Regions from separate parts of the Mus musculus genome. Here region 2 is linked to region 1. The links are chromatin loops, found by intact Hi-C in ENCODE. Cell type or tissue: heart. All regions are shown on one strand. Links, peaks and the distances in the headings refer to the core of each region. The heading gives the core; the rest is flanking DNA.

The links. A loop is a pair of places that touch in the nucleus more often than their neighbours do. Peaks named below come from ENCODE experiments on the same cell type or tissue, not always from the same donor. Only the 100,000 strongest peaks of a DNase experiment are listed, where the experiment ranks them.
Region 2: a loop joins it to region 1, with 6 times the contacts of the local background. A loop is called at or near these places in 5 of 42 quality-filtered maps.

What each region holds. Positions count from the first base shown.
Region 1 is chr10:85,181,629-85,186,014 of GRCm38, reverse strand. It overlaps Cry1 (cryptochrome 1 (photolyase-like)), which reads left to right and starts at 961. Exons shown (of 13, transcript NM_007771.3): 1 at 961-1,701. The coding sequence starts at 1,544. In heart, for the core only: a CTCF peak has its summit at 2,164 (motif pointing left); DNase peaks (open chromatin) are centred at 644, 894, 1,534 and 2,294; H3K4me3 peaks cover 2,598 bases; H3K27ac peaks cover 1,507 bases.
Region 2 is chr10:85,100,944-85,105,329 of GRCm38, reverse strand. Fhl4 (four and a half LIM domains 4) reads left to right here and starts at 2,835. Exons shown (of 2, transcript NM_010214.4): 1 at 2,835-3,034. It overlaps Tmem263 (transmembrane protein 263), which reads right to left and starts at 2,703. Exons shown (of 3, transcript NM_001013028.2): 1 at 2,333-2,703. In heart, for the core only: no CTCF peak of the experiment used is centred there; DNase peaks (open chromatin) are centred at 1,979 and 2,749; H3K4me3 peaks cover 2,833 bases; H3K27ac peaks cover 2,471 bases.

The DNA of each region.
Region 1 (4,386 bases), core at 321-4,320:
CCAGCCTAATGGTGGCGCCACACACACTGGTCGGGTCCTTCCACATCACTCATTAATCAAGAAAGTGCCCAGACTTCCCTACAGGCAACCTGATGGAAGTCTTTACTACAATTAAGGTTCCTCTTCCCATTTAACTTCAGTTGAAGAAAAAAAAAAAAAAAAAAAAAAAAAGCAAAGCAAAAAGCCCAAAAACCTAATCAAAATACCTTCTAAACTACACTTCATGTAATAGATTAGAGTTGATAAATTGACGATGTATCTACAGTATTATGAAATGCTGAATATCTGAGATCGGACCTGTCTTCTCCAGAGCTTGGGCAAAGGTGCCCGCCCCAAACAGTAAAAAAGGCTAACGGCGTGATTTCTGCTCCTTTCAGAGCAGGGGACTCCGATTAACACCTGATTGAAGCTGGGTGAGAGGCAGGACTGTGCCTCGGTTGCCTCTCACCCAGCCCAGCAATAACTCTCAGGGCACACGGAACTGGCTTCAGACCTTCCACACAACCCATAGGAAGAGCCCTGGGCGCGCTCCCGCGTCCTAGCCTCTTCTCTTCCACCGCGAGAGCGCAGCGCACGCGCGCCGTGCCCGGCAGAGCGCGCGCCCGCGAGCTCCCCGCAGCCCCGTGCTCATCCGGGTCCCCGCGAGCCTCGGCCAATGGAGGCGGCTCCCGGCCCCGGGAGCAGAACTATGCCTCCTCCCCCTTCTCGCGGCCTGTGGCCCCCGCGAGCGGCCTGGGGCTCAGGAGACCCGCAGAGGCTGCGAGTCCGGATCCCACGCGAGAACTCAGGTCGTGAGCGCCCAGCGATCGCAACCGGTCCCGAAGCACCGGGCGCGGCGGCGCACGCGGGGGTCTGAGCCAGTGTAGTAAACACACTTCAGAAACGTGAGGTGCCGGTGGTCACGTGGGGTGCATGCCGCCCAATGAGAAGCCGGGGGCGGGGCGGAGGCCGCTGACGCGGCGGAGTCACCCGGGCAGCCTCGGGACCGGTGACCGGCAGGCGAGCGTCCCGCGGCCTGGAGCTCTAGCCCGCGCTCTCCGAGCTCGCTGCCCACTCCGGGACGCACAGGCCGCGTCGCGCGGAGGCCGCGTGAGCTCGTGTCCGTTCGTGGAGGCCGCCTCGGGCGCGCCACCGTCTCCTCGCGGGTCGCCTCGGTTGGGCGAGGTTTCCGTGACGAGCCTCCCGGGGCTGCTGCGACCAGCTCGGGCCGTCGTGGCGGCTCGGGCCCCGCGCGCTCGCTTGCGCTCCGGGGGTCTCAGGCCCTGGAAGGTATGCGTGTCCTCCGGACGCTGGGCGCGGGCTCCTGAAGGACGTCGCGCGTGGATCCCGGCGCCTCGGCAGCCTCCATTCATCTGCCAGCTGCGCGCTCGCCACCTCCGCGCCCCGCCTCGGCGTCGCCTCCTCCCGTCCCCTCTCTGCAGCCCTTTCCCCACTCCTCGGGTGAGGAGGTTTTCTTGGAAGCGCAGGTGTCGGTTATGAGCCCGGCTTCCCTCCCTTGAAGCTCTCGGTAGAGGAAGTCGGGGTGACCCGCCGCGCCCCGAGCATGGGGGTGAACGCCGTGCACTGGTTCCGAAAGGGACTCCGGCTCCACGACAACCCCGCCCTGAAGGAGTGCATCCAGGGCGCCGACACCATCCGCTGCGTCTATATCCTCGACCCCTGGTTCGCCGGCTCTTCCAACGTGGGCATCAACAGGTGGCGGTGAGTCCGAAGCGCTTGGGAAATCAATCGATCGCGGTGTGCGCGAGTCGGGTGTCGATGCGTTAGTGTCAGATCTGAGATTTGGTTTTAGTCCAGGGACCGAATTGCCTACATCGTTAAAGAATTGTAGATGTGGTCAATATTAAATAGTACAGACTTAGTAGTAGAGATTATTGACGACCCTGAAACACTTTAGCTTTTACCGGTAAGTTATGTGTCTGTGTTGATGGGAACGCCTTCCCTGATTTGCGAGAAATAACTAGGAGGAGAATTAAACACTCCCAGATCATAATGGCCTTGATATCTTAGGCCTCCGAAAGGGTTGTAATCTTTAATGTTGACGTGTGTGTCTAGGTAACTCATAGTGTGGAGAAAAACCATTCATTTATTATAGCGGGCTCCGGATCCAGCTTTCTTCCCCCTTGAGGTTAGAGGAGGAAAAGCAAGGGAAAGAATTAGCTGGTTTCCCAACTCTCTCTCTCAACTCCTCCTTGTGGTTGACAAGACAAAGCACAGTTTTTCTTTCGAGGCAAAGTATAATCCTTCTAGGGAATTGCGACTGGAAGAAATCCTCCGGACATTTTGTGAGCTGTGCCTGGGAAAACAGGATAGACGATTGTGTGGCGGAATGAAACGAAAGCATTAGTTCAGCAGATAATATTGATAGCTTATGTGCCAGCCGTGTCTTTGGATATGAGGGATAGAGCTGTGAACGAGAAGTCTGCCCTCTTCAGGCATATGTCCAAGAAAAAAATACGTATGTAGTCCTTTTGGAGATGAGACGTGTTGCAAAGAAAAGACGAGGTAAACAGGAATAGGGATGGGGACACAATTTAAAACAATGTTAATTAGCTGGGGATGTAGCTCACTGGAAGTTACCACAGCTAGGATGTGTGGAGAAAGTGGTCGCCGATTTGAAGACATGGGATGCAGCTGTCTAAGGGAAGAACATTCCAGGGAAAGGTCCTGAGGTGAGAATGGGTTTGATCTTTGGAAGGAACAGCCAGCCAGAATGACGAGCAAAACCTCTGGGGGAAAGTACTAGGTGATGAAGTTATAGTTGTAACGGGGGCCAGATTCTAGAGCTTTATGCGCCGTCACTAAGGTCTGTGACTTTACCCCAGGAGAGTGGAAATGACTGCAGTACAAGGGTATTAGCAGAGAAGTGATGTCATCTAACGTAAGTTAGAAAAAAAACCTTCTTTGGTTGGGATTCTGAGAACGTGACTGATCGGGCATTGAAGCTGGATAAGAAGTGTGGACACCGCTTAGGAGACGTTCATTTCCGGGTGCAAGCTTGGAGAATGGCTTGTGTGGATGTGCCGGCAAGTTGGTTGTGGGGTTGAGCGGAACAAAAAGAGCTGTATTATCACAGTCAACAGGTGAAAACAGCCCTCGTGCCAACCGGCTGATTAATGGGCCTCCTGTTGTGTGTATCCATGCACCAGTTACTTGCTTGGCCATGAAGGAATGAGATACTGATAAATGCCATGAAATGTGTAGGTGAACCATGAGAGCATGTTAGCTGAAAGAAGCTGTCATAAAACTTCATACTTGATGATTGTGCTTATATGAACTATCCACAATGGGCAAGTACACAGGGATGGAGAGCAGGTTAGTGGTGACTTAGTCCTGGGGAGTCAGGAGGGTATCTCAGTGGGCACAGAGGTGATTAAAACTTACTGGAAGGTTTTTGTCAGAAAACCTCCATGAATAGCTATTAAACTGTGAGGGGTTTTGTTGTTATTGTTTGGTTGTTTTTTGGTTTGTTTTGTTTTTTTTTTGTTGTTGTTGTTGATGTTGTTGTTGTTTTTTTTCTTTTTTTTTGAGACAGGGTTTCTCTGTATAGCCCCGGCTGTCCTGGAACTCACTCTGTAGACCAGGCTGGCCTCAAACTCAGAAATCCACCTGCCTCTGCCTCCCGAGTGCCGGGATTAAAGGTGTGCGCCACCACTGCCCTGCTAACTGTGAGCTTTCAGAAGTCTACTTATCTCTTCGAAACTCAGCCCAGATGTCACTTTTCCCTGTGGTACCTTCATTACCCAGTGTAGGATGATACAGAGACTTCTGAGCTCTGAAACCACTTGCTCATCATTGCGTCTTAGACCTTCTTAGGAAGCTTTTGTAAATGAATATTTGGTGTCATTACTTGGTTTGGCTGCTGTAACAGAACACCTTAGATTGAGTAATTTACAAATAAAAGACATATTTCTCTCAGTACTAGAGGCTGAGAAGTTTGCGATCAAAGCACTGGTACATCTGATCTCTAGTAAGGGCATTTCACTTCGTAGATACATGCTCTATGTGCTCTTAGATTGTGGAAGAACTGAAAAGATTCTCACAGGTCTGACCTTGGGAATAATCACACTGGTGAGGGTAGAACTCTCCTAACTTGATTGTCCCATGATAACATCACTTTGGAGATTAGGTTTTATCGTAAGAATTCTGGGAATGGAAATCAACATTCAGACCACAGCAGGTGTAATATCACATATAAGACCTCTTCATCTACTAATGTACTAAGAACTAAATTTACAAATGTGCCTGCATACTTGCCCATTTTACTTTCTAGTATATGATTTCAATAAGAAACATGTAGATCAGCTGGGCAGTGGTGGTGCACGCCTTTAATCCCAGTACTTAGGAGGCAGAGGTAGGCGTATTTCTGAGTTTGAGGCCAGCCTT
Region 2 (4,386 bases), core at 142-4,141, 81 kb after region 1:
ATATACAAATTTAATTTGGGGCCACAAAGAAAACAAGATCTAAAAATATGTTTTTTTAAAAAGCCTCAGGGTATAACCTCTCTAAAGTCAAGTAAGTTAACAGTAAAAAGCTCAACTACAAAATACAGTGTGTACAGTGTGTAACACTTTACCTTCAAAGTCACTTTAAACATTTGTTACACAAGTAACAGGCTTCTTGTATAAGAAAAAGACTAAACTAGGCATGGTGGCTCACACCCATAATCTCAGCTCTCAGGAAGCTACAGCAAGACTTAGGAGGTCTAGGCCAGCCCAGGCTCTAGAATGAGAATCTATCTAAGAAGAAGGAGGGAGGGAATTCTTCTGCATGGGCTACGTGGAAAATAGCATGTCTTCATTCCTTTGCCAACTAACTTTGAGGAGTTTCAAAACTACACATATACTAGCAAGCAATGCACAGCAAGACATCACCTTGCTGGGTTTTATGCTTCTGTAGCTAACAATGCTGATCACTGCTTGTATAAAAGGTAGCTCCCGCCAACTAAATTAACAGCAAATAGACTACAAGAAAAGCACTGAGTTTGGCAACAAAGAAAAATTTATCAATGAAAGTTTTAAAATCCCACACGGCCGGGCAGTGGTGGTGCTCGCCTTTAATCCCACCACTTGGGAGGCAGAGGCAGGCGGATTTCAGAGTTCGAGGCTAGCCAGGTCTACAAAGTGAGTTCCAGGACAGCCAGGGCTACACAGAAAAAAACAAAACAAACAAACAAACAAAAAATCCCACACAAAGTGACAAATAATCGAGACTGTCAAAATAGTTTTAAGTATTTTTCTTAAAGAAACATGAAATAGGATTAAAATATTCTGCCAAGCCAGAAAACCAGTACTTCTGTCATCCTCACTAAAATACACTTAATTTGTTCAATAGATGCTGCCATTCCTACTTTGTGCCACATCTTGTTGAGACAATGAGTGAACATAAAGACCGTACTCTTAATTGTATGTCATCTGGTCCAGTAGCATCAGAATGTAGGAAAAGGGTAAAGACTCAAGGACGGAAACGGGAAAGTCAAGATTTTCCCCGAATATAAACATATATATATCAAACACTTTTGAATTTATATGTTAAAATCAATTAAACTTTTCGAATGATGTTTTCATTGAACTTTTTTCGAATGATGCTTTCATTGAACTTAGTTTCTGGTATAAGTGCTGCTATACAAAAAAAAATGAAAGTGAAAAATGAAAGCAGATGTGTATTAAGCGTTGCTAAAGCAAGAATGGAAACATACTTACCTGTTAGTGTGATAGCCCTTGAGCGGCAACAACTAGAAGTTTTAAGCACTAACCAATAGCAGATACAAATACCCACAATGTTTCCTTTTGGATTAGTAGCGTTCACAAGATACAAAAGACACAATCAAGTAAGATTTCGCTTCCTAGTCTAGGTGTTTCTAACTCTTCCCAGCAGCCCTAGCTCCCCCTCATTGATCCACCTTTAGGCACAAGCAAGTCTTTTTTTTTTTCCCCTGAGCAGAGCAGTGACGTGGCAGGAGAGGCAGAAAATGACCCTAGAGGCTGGTGCTGGCTTGGACACCTCCTTCCTCCGCCCCTTCGTTGTCCATCCAGCACACCCTAGTTCCTGCGGAATTCCAATATAAGACGGGCTTAAGAGAGACGATCCAACTTGATCCCGAGTGGCAGCTCCGGGGCTAGACTAGATGCTGCTTGTGCATGGCAGGCTCGGTTTTGGATTGAGCTTGGGGTCGGCAGTGACTGCACTGGCGGCTGCTCCAGGACTCCTTCCCCCCTGCTCCCCAGTCACTCCTTGACACTGCCAGCGCCCCTCTTCATTCCCACACCTGCGGGCTTAGAACAGGCGTGGGAGTGGAGTTCCCGATTTAGGAAGAGCAGCGGGAATCTCCGCTTGGAGCCAAGCCCTGTGTACTTGAACCCACCGGGACCGTTTATCAACAGGTCAGAAGTTAAGTGGGGCAAGGAAGCTGGGCTCCTCCTCGGATGCCCCATCTCCTCCTCCGCACCAGCCTGACACTCAAGGCAAGAGGTCAGACCCAGGCTTCCAGAGCGACTCCCTTCAACTGCAGACACCGCGTCCACAAACTCGTGGACCCACTGGGGTAACCCCATACCTCCGTACGCCCCCCAACGACTCCCGCCCATCCCCCTCCCGTTCAGTGTCCCCCCGCAAAGGGCCAGGCTGGAGCGGCCAGGCCCCGGGGTCGTGCAGGTGAGGTGCAGATGAGGCTAACGGGAAAGGGCCCGGAGTGCGGCCACTCAGGCCGACGACACCCTCCCGCCCCCGCCCCAGCCATGGGACACACTCACTCACCGCGGGGTCGAGGCCGGGAGCTGCGGCCGGGCGGAGGGAGCGGTGGCACGGAGAACAGCAGAAGCGGCCGGGGCAGCAGAGGCCCTGATGCGGCCCGGGAGTGGCTTACGCGACCTAGATGCTCTTCTCCGGCTCAGAAGTCGGAAGACTCTCGGTGCGAGGTCGGTGCGAGGCGGCGGCGGCGGCAGCGGCGGCTTCTGGCTGCGGACGTGGCGCCTGACGCGACCCGCCCCCTCCGCAGCCTCCGGAGCTCCCGCCTCCTCCCGCGCCTCGGGTTCCGACGCGCACGCGCACTCGCGCCCCCGGCCCTCCGCCCCCCCACCTCCCGCGCCCACCGGTCGCTCGGCGCGCGCAGCCCTCCCAGCAGCCCCCGGCCAGCCTGCGCGCGCGCCTCATCCGGAGGGTCTCCCCGCCCCCTCCGCCCCGGCCACCCAATCAGAGCAGGCGAGGGGGCGCTGCCCCGGCGAGGCGCGCGCCTCCGGCCTCGCCCGAGTCTTCGGCCACTCTCCGGGCTCGAGGGAACTAACGGTTATGGGGGTTTAGAACTTCTCCCCTGAGGAGGGCGGCATGCTCGCCGGTGTCTCCCTCTCCTTCGCCCAGGGGCTTCAACCTTTAGCTGCTGCCCTAAGGGAGTGACGGGCAGGGCCTCTGTCAGTCGCTCTCCCCAGGGCGCTCTGCGAGCCTGTGTCACCGAGTGATAGGGTGAGGCGAGGCCTTGCTAATTTGTGTGGGGTTTTTGTTGTTGTTGTTGGTCCACCTGGAGTCCTTGAGCGTAAACATGTCAGGTTCGCCCTCATCACACAGCGGATGCCCAAGGCCTTTCAGGGGGCCTTGAATTTTGGTAGCGAAAGAAGGTTGGTTCATCGATGTGAGAATTGAACTGGAGAGGGAGGAAAACTGTCACTTCCTAACTAGGGCTTCGTCAGGGCCCCTCCACGTTCTTGCCAGCCTTGGGGGGAGGGGGGATCCCTGGTGGGGTCCTGTAAAGTATTGAGCAGCCTAAGAAGATGCTGTCTGGGAAGTCCTCTGGGTTCAGCGTTGCCTCTGCTTCAGATGGGAAACAGGACAGTGAGCTTCCAAGGGGGCTTGTGATAGCTGCCTAGGAAGGCTGTGAGGAGGAAGCAGAGACGTGACGAAATGGCTACCTGACTAGATAATTGCTATTAGCTTTTCCTTGACTCTCAACATCTTTAAGATAAAAATGACAATAAGTCCACCCTACACTTTTGGGAAAGATAAGAAGAGAGACTGTGGGTGTAAGGGGGCTTTACTGAGAAATTATACCAAAACGTGAGATTTTTTTTCTTTTCACGACCTAGTTATCAAGTGGAAACATACACAGGACAGGGGACCTCAATTTTTAAATGAAAGTAATCAGCGTGGTGTAACTGGATAGCAAGTGTTTATCAAGTCTCAGAAAAGGGATGCTAACAGCAACAACAAAAAATCCTGAGAGGGAGCTAACCTTGGTTCAGTTCTTAAATAGAATGAACTAGAGCTTAACCGTTATCAAATCGATGAATTAAGTCCATTCAGATCACTGTGCTGAAATTATGATAATCTTGTTTTACAGAACTAAAAGAGAATGATGATTAGGAGAGTTTGAACTGTGGTATTAACTGAGTACCAATCTTTTATTGTCATAGACTCCTGAATTCTTAATAGGATTTTAATAGGTGATTTCAAGATTGAACCCTGGGCAAAATTACAATGCAGAACTTTATAACTTTCTTTCCAAATTGACTTACAGTTTTGCTAGTAATTAAGGCTATAATTCAAAGCAGTGGTATATTCTGTTTCATAAACCAATGAAGGTACCAGGGAGCTTTTGGCTCCTTCTGAACCTACAAGTACAGGTAGTCCAGTATTTCTTATAGATCTGACCCCAGTCAGTTCTTGCTGTCTCAGTTTCCTTACCTATAATAATGGAGAGAGGGCCCAGTGGTTAAGAGCACTCACTGCTCTTGCAAAGGTCCTGAGTTCAGTTCCCCACACCCACATGTCAGCTCACAGCTATCTGATGCCATCTTCTTTTTAAAAAGAACAACATCCCA